Linked DNA regions of Homo sapiens: region 2 is linked to region 1. A link is a contact called in ENCODE Hi-C or POLR2A ChIA-PET data. All regions are on one chromosome and are shown on one strand. Each heading gives the region's core, a stretch centred on a gene start or an enhancer-like site at or near the end of the contact. The rest is flanking DNA. Distances are from core to core; before and after follow the strand shown. Region 1 overlaps LNX1 (ligand of numb-protein X 1). Region 2 overlaps LNX1 (ligand of numb-protein X 1).

Region 1 (2,765 bases), core at 111-2,610:
GACCCTCATCTCTATTTAAAAACAAAAGTAGCAGACAGGACAATCTGACTCCAAATCCACACCTATGAAGTGCTAATGATTCCTACAGCACAGGATTCCTGAGTAGCAAGTGAGAACCACGTTAGAGGAGCTGGCACCTGGGTGGGCTCATGACCATCAGTTCCCTCTACTTCCACTTGCTTTCCCCCTGATTTATTCCTGATGGGAGAGGGGGGTTCTTACCGGGTTAAACATCACTCTGGGTCACGTGTTCCGAATACAGATTTAAATGCAATTGCAAATGCCAATGGCCTTCTCCACCTTGACCCCTATTCTTACTCAGTGTAAATTAATGTTGAATTTTCTCATTCCGAAATTGTGTTGCCTTCTAAATTACTCCAGTCTGTTCATGTCTTTGTCATGGATTTTCTCTAATTGCAGATGTACCCATGTCTAACCTATTTTTTCCCTCCTCTTGCCTCTGTCCTCTATGGCATTCCCCACCTCAGTGTCATCCATAAATTTTGTGACACTTGCTCCTAGGTCATCAGTCAGAGTATTGATTCAGATCAATGTGATGGTGATTGTTAGGACACTCTTTGAAACACCTTCCCATGGCTGGGCTTAATGCCCCCTTAGTTTGTGATTTCTGATCATTTTCAGCTTTCTTTGGACTAACAGTGAATATAAAATCCCAAGACACTGCGCATTCAGCTCAATCCACCCCCTACCCCATCCCTTTGTATTCTTAATTACAACAACAGTATTACAATCTTTAAGATAATCTCATGAATTTGTCTGTGATCATTTAAATGCAAACTGTCCTTTGTTTATTTATCCCTGGTTTTCTGGAAACTCAATTTTACTTTCCTAATAGTTATTCCCAATTTTTCAAGCTGACAATTGCATATCTCATACACTAATTTTTCACTACCCTTTCCTTCTGTTTTCTCTCTGCATCACTATCACATGTTGTTGGCCTTGTTCCAGTCTTCTGACATCCCCCTGAGTGCAAGGTAATTTTTCAGAAATAATTATTCATTTTTACTGCACCATTGTTCAGTAAGCATATTAGTCAAATTCTATTCCCCAGGGCCATGTGTCATCTGGAGCAGCTGATTTATGCATGCTCATGTTTGCCAAATATTCCTTCACCTATTTTTTGTCCAAGCTTATCTGTGAGGGGTTTATATAATTCTCCAAATTTCACTTATTACAAAGCTATCTGAAAGTAGTTTAGCACTGCAGGGTTTAAACATTTTTATTTTAGTGTTTGCCTCTTTTACTTGTAAATCTGTGTTCCTTCAAGCTTCTTGGCCTACTTTTTTTTAATGACTCAGACTGAGCTTACAAATTTTTAAGTGATTGCTAAGTATTAAGTCGTTCTGTTTTGGCTCATGTGTATTTTTTTCTGCTGAGCTTAATTGAAACAGTCCGTTTTCTTGGCCTTATATTGTTCTTGTCTCAAGTCAGAACTATTCAGTGATCCTAAGAATTTGACACACAACTGAATAGATCCCTGCTTTTTCCATTTGATATAAATGGTTAGAATCTACACTAAAAGAATCATGAACTCTAAGTCTCTTTTAGAAAAAAAATATATATGAAATGTGCTGATTAGATCAGTCTTAGAAACTACCAAGTGTGTCATCTTCCAAAAGCATGGAACTTTCCACTATGTGAATAGTTTGGCACTAATTGTTCACACTTTTCCTTAGAGAAATAATTTTTTTCAGCCCAACCTCTTTTTTTTGACATGATCTTGCCAAGTCAGTGTAGTTTTAGAGAGCCATTTGCTGAAGTTGATTCAGTTGCTAATGGTATCCTAACTTGGTTGTTACCTCCACCCACTCACTAGAGAATCCTGAAATCACAGAACGCATTCCTGCCATTTCTTTCTTTCTTTTCTTTTCTTTCTTTTTTTTTTTTCTTTTTTTTTTGAGTTAGAGTCTCGCTCTGTCACCCAGGCTGGAGTGCAGTGGCGTGGTCTCGGCTCACTGCAAGCTCTGCCGCCCAGGTTCAAGGGATTCTCCTGCCTCAGCCTCCCAGGTAGCTGGGATTACAGGCAAGCACCAACATACCCAACTAATTTTTGTATTTTTAGAAGAGACAGGGTTTCACCATGTTGGCCAGGCTAGTCTTGAGCTCCTGACCTCAAGTGATCCGCCCGTCTCAGCCTCCCAAAGTGCTGGGATTACAGGCGTCAGCCACCATTCCCAGCTCTCCTGCCATTTATTTTTAGAATCAAATACAGTGCCCTTATTTTACTAAAGACAAATGTTTGACCCCAATAAGTGAGGATACTTAAATCAGCACTGTGTCGATGTCTACACAGTCTGTAGCTCTGTTTATAATAATAACAGGGGGGTTTTTTTGTTTTTTGTTTTTTGTTTTTTGAGACAGAGCTTTGCTTGTTGCCCAGGCTGGAGTGCAGTGGCGCAATCTCGGCTCGCTGCAACCTCCCCCTCCTGGGTTCAAGCAATTCTTCTGTCTCAGCCTCCCGAGTAGCTGGGATTACAGGCACCCACCACCATGCCCAGCTAATTTTTTGTATTTTCAGTAGAGACGGGGTTTCACCATGTCAGCCAGGCTAATAACACTTATTTTTAACAAGCTTTCTTACAAGGTGGCATGGCACCTTGAGGTTGAGTTGGAGCACACTCAAGTAAAGCCTCACTATCTTTTCTGGGGAGGCGGGGACAGGGTCTCACTCTCACTCAGGCTGGAGTGCAGTGGCGGAGTCATGACTTACTGCAGCCTCAACCACTCGGGCTCAAGCCATCCTC
Region 2 (2,765 bases), core at 170-2,669, 35 kb before region 1:
GGTTTGCAAGTTTTTTTTAAAAGCTAGGATTCTTTGACCAGAATATTAAGAGGAACATGATGCATTAAGGAAATAATGGCAGGCGGGGTGTGGTGGCTCACATCTGTAACCCTAGAACTTTGGGAGGCTAAGATGGGAGGATTGCTTGAGGCCAGGAGTTCAAGACCAGCCTGGTCAACATAGCATGACCCCATCTTTAAAAAATAATAATAATAGTAATGGCAGAGCTGGAGGAGTGGGCAAAGCTCCCCCTTGGTTTCCTCCTATCTCCACTCCCTTGGAAGATCTGGAAGTATCTGATGCCTTCCACAGCACAGTTTGAAAAACGAAAATCTGGTCCAATGCCACCATTTCACCAACAAGGGAATGGCCCAGAAACATGCAGTTGTATTTTCAGTGGTATGGCCGCACTGCAGCCTGAATTTATATTCCCCTACAGCATCATGAGAAAGAATAACCAAGACTGTAGCATGTGGGACTATATGGCAGAACACTACAGAGAAGCTTTAAAAGACCTAGAGCTTTAGTTCATCCTGTGTGAACCATTTTTCCCCTATAGATTGTAGATGATAATCTTTTGCATGGCCCATTTCCATTTTCATGTTTGTTTTTCAACTGTTTCTGATGTCACTTAAAGTATTTCCTGTGAGATTCCAGTACTTTCTAACAGCCTTGAGGACAATCAGCAGCTGCATAGATACAGATTTCCTTGAAACAACTTTACCCCCTCCTGCACCCTCTATCTTTGCCTTCTGTGGTCCTATCTGATGCTAAATAAAATGCTACAATTTCTAAATGTTTTTATATTAAGGGCATTTGCCAGCAACCTCTTCACTAGAGTGTCCTCTCAGGCATATTACTGCAGTACAGAAATGTAAACAACAAAGCTGACTCAATGAAAGCCTGAAGTCAATGTATTTTCTTTTTGAGATAAGGCTATGTTTGCACAAACAACCTCCGACTTTATTTGGAAAAGAAAAGAGATATAATACAGTTTATGACTGCTGGGCTGTTTCCAAATGTGGCTAATTTCCTGTTAGGTTATTCGTGTGTCTTTATGTTCTTGTGGAAAGCATAAGGTCTTTTAATTTACTTTTGGAAAAGAGGAAAGTTGAGTTGGGGCTGAGGGAAGAGGCAGGATTCTTTTTTTTTTAATTTATTTTTATTATTTATTTTATAATGTTTCCCCTCCCCTTAGCCCCACTAGAATGTCAGCTCTGTGAAGTCAGGGATTTAAGGCAGAAGAATGAAAATGCCCAACCTAAAATACAAGATCTACAAAAGCACCTGGATGAAGAGCCTGCCTCATGGGAAGGGCAGGGCTGTCCTGGGAAGAGTCAGCTGCACTTTGGCACCATCTGAGGTGCCTGTCCAAGCCTGACCTGAATAGGACTGGTCATGTGAGGGGTCAGTCCTGCAGGCTGCCCTCACACCTCTTCTCCAGATCTGCCATCTCCTTTAGGACCAGGGCCACGCTGTACCGCAGCTCCTGGAACTTGGCTATGGGGACCTCGAAGCGGTATGCTAACCCATCTGAAAGCTTCAGCTGCATCAGGACCCTCGGCTGCAGGAAGCGAGCCAGGGCACTGGTGGAGATTGTCACATCCACCCACCACTGAAAGTCAGCAACATGGGGCAGCCAGGCCCCCTGCTGCTGGGCCACAGAATCAAGGAGGGGCCGCTGGCTCCCAAATACCACGCTGGCCAAGTCCCCGACCAGGTCTTGGGGGATGCAGAGTTCCTGGAGCTGGTCCCTGAAGGTGTTGGGCTTCAGGCTGGTGGGGGGAAGATGGAGGGCCTGCTGGAGCAGCGTGTGCATGCCTGCCAGTAGGGCACCCAGCCACTCCTGCGGCAGGTTGGTGCTGACCCCAAGACACTGCACAGCCTCTCGGCAGTCCTCCCCTTGCAGGCTGCTGACCACAAACTTCAGCAACTTTCTAAACATGCTCCTGTTTAGGTCCCCTAGTAGCTGGTCCATTGCTGCCACCTCTGGAGGAAGCTGGGCCCCCAAGAAACTCACTCGGCCACTGTGACTACCACCAGGATGATGCAATACAGAGCTGTGGCCCCCACAGCAGACACTGCTGCTGCTTCCTCCTTGATTAGCCAGCCCAGGGGGTGGGTCCCAGATGCAGATACCTGGTGCCAGTGATCCCCAGCCAATGCAGCCAAAAGCGGGCCTGGTCCCAAGGTGGGATTCTTAATCACCATGAAAGTTGACCCAGAGCCCTAGTTTGCACTGGGCTCCTACTTGTGTGTGTGTCCATGTCACCTCTGGAATGGGGACTCCCTGAGGGCAGAAGCATATCCTTTAAGTCTCTCTCAAAGGTCTGCATATCAAACTCATGACCTAGCTCAGAGTTGGCGCTTGAAAACTATTTATTGACTTTCTACGCAAGAGACTTCCTAGATGCAAAGCAAGCATGTTGAAAAACTTGATTATTGTTGACTCCTATCTATGTTAAAGGAAAATATGTATTGTGGTAGTATTCTACTGTTTAAAAGAAATATCTAGGCTGGGCATGGGGGCTCACACCTGTAATCCCAGCACTTTGGGAGGCCAAAGCAGGTGGATCTCTTGAGGCCAGGAGTTCAAGACCAGCCTGGCCAACATGGCGAAACCCTGTCTCTACTAAAAATACAAAAATTAGCCAGGCATGGTGGCGCGCGCCTGTAATCCCAGCTACTCAGGAAGCTGAGGCAGGAGAATCACTTGCATCTGGGAGGTGGCAGTTGTAGTGAGCAGAGATCATGCCACTGCACTC

Evidence for each region. A loop is a pair of places that touch in the nucleus more often than their neighbours do. ChIA-PET counts read pairs that join two places held with the same protein, here RNA polymerase II (POLR2A). Pooled maps may share reads with other maps.
Region 2: a loop to region 1 is called in a map of PC-3, with 4 times the contacts of the local background. The contact joins two enhancer-like sites. A Hi-C loop is called at or near these places in 2 of 168 maps with a recorded cell type or tissue (PC-3 and endothelial cell of umbilical vein) and 1 of 50 pooled maps. POLR2A ChIA-PET finds 5 or more read pairs at or near these places in 5 of 52 experiments (AG04449, BJ, GM12878 and 2 more).

The regions. Positions count from the first base shown.
Region 1 is chr4:53,540,291-53,543,055 of GRCh38, reverse strand. All of the region lies in intron 2 of LNX1 (ligand of numb-protein X 1), which reads left to right. Among named protein-coding and RNA genes, the nearest start is that of LNX1-AS1, 42 kb to the right of the region's middle. Within about 2 kb of position 1,360, at least 7 of the 41 ENCODE cell types and tissues checked have a DNase peak (open chromatin) inside an H3K27ac peak, as active enhancers do; they include PC-3 and endothelial cell of umbilical vein, where a contact is called at or near this core.
Region 2 is chr4:53,575,031-53,577,795 of GRCh38, reverse strand. The region is part of intron 1 of LNX1 (ligand of numb-protein X 1); the gene reads left to right. It also overlaps the pseudogene COMMD5P1. Among named protein-coding and RNA genes, the nearest start is that of LNX1, 15 kb to the left of the region's middle. Within about 2 kb of position 1,419, at least 3 of the 41 ENCODE cell types and tissues checked have a DNase peak (open chromatin) inside an H3K27ac peak, as active enhancers do; they include PC-3 and endothelial cell of umbilical vein, where a contact is called at or near this core.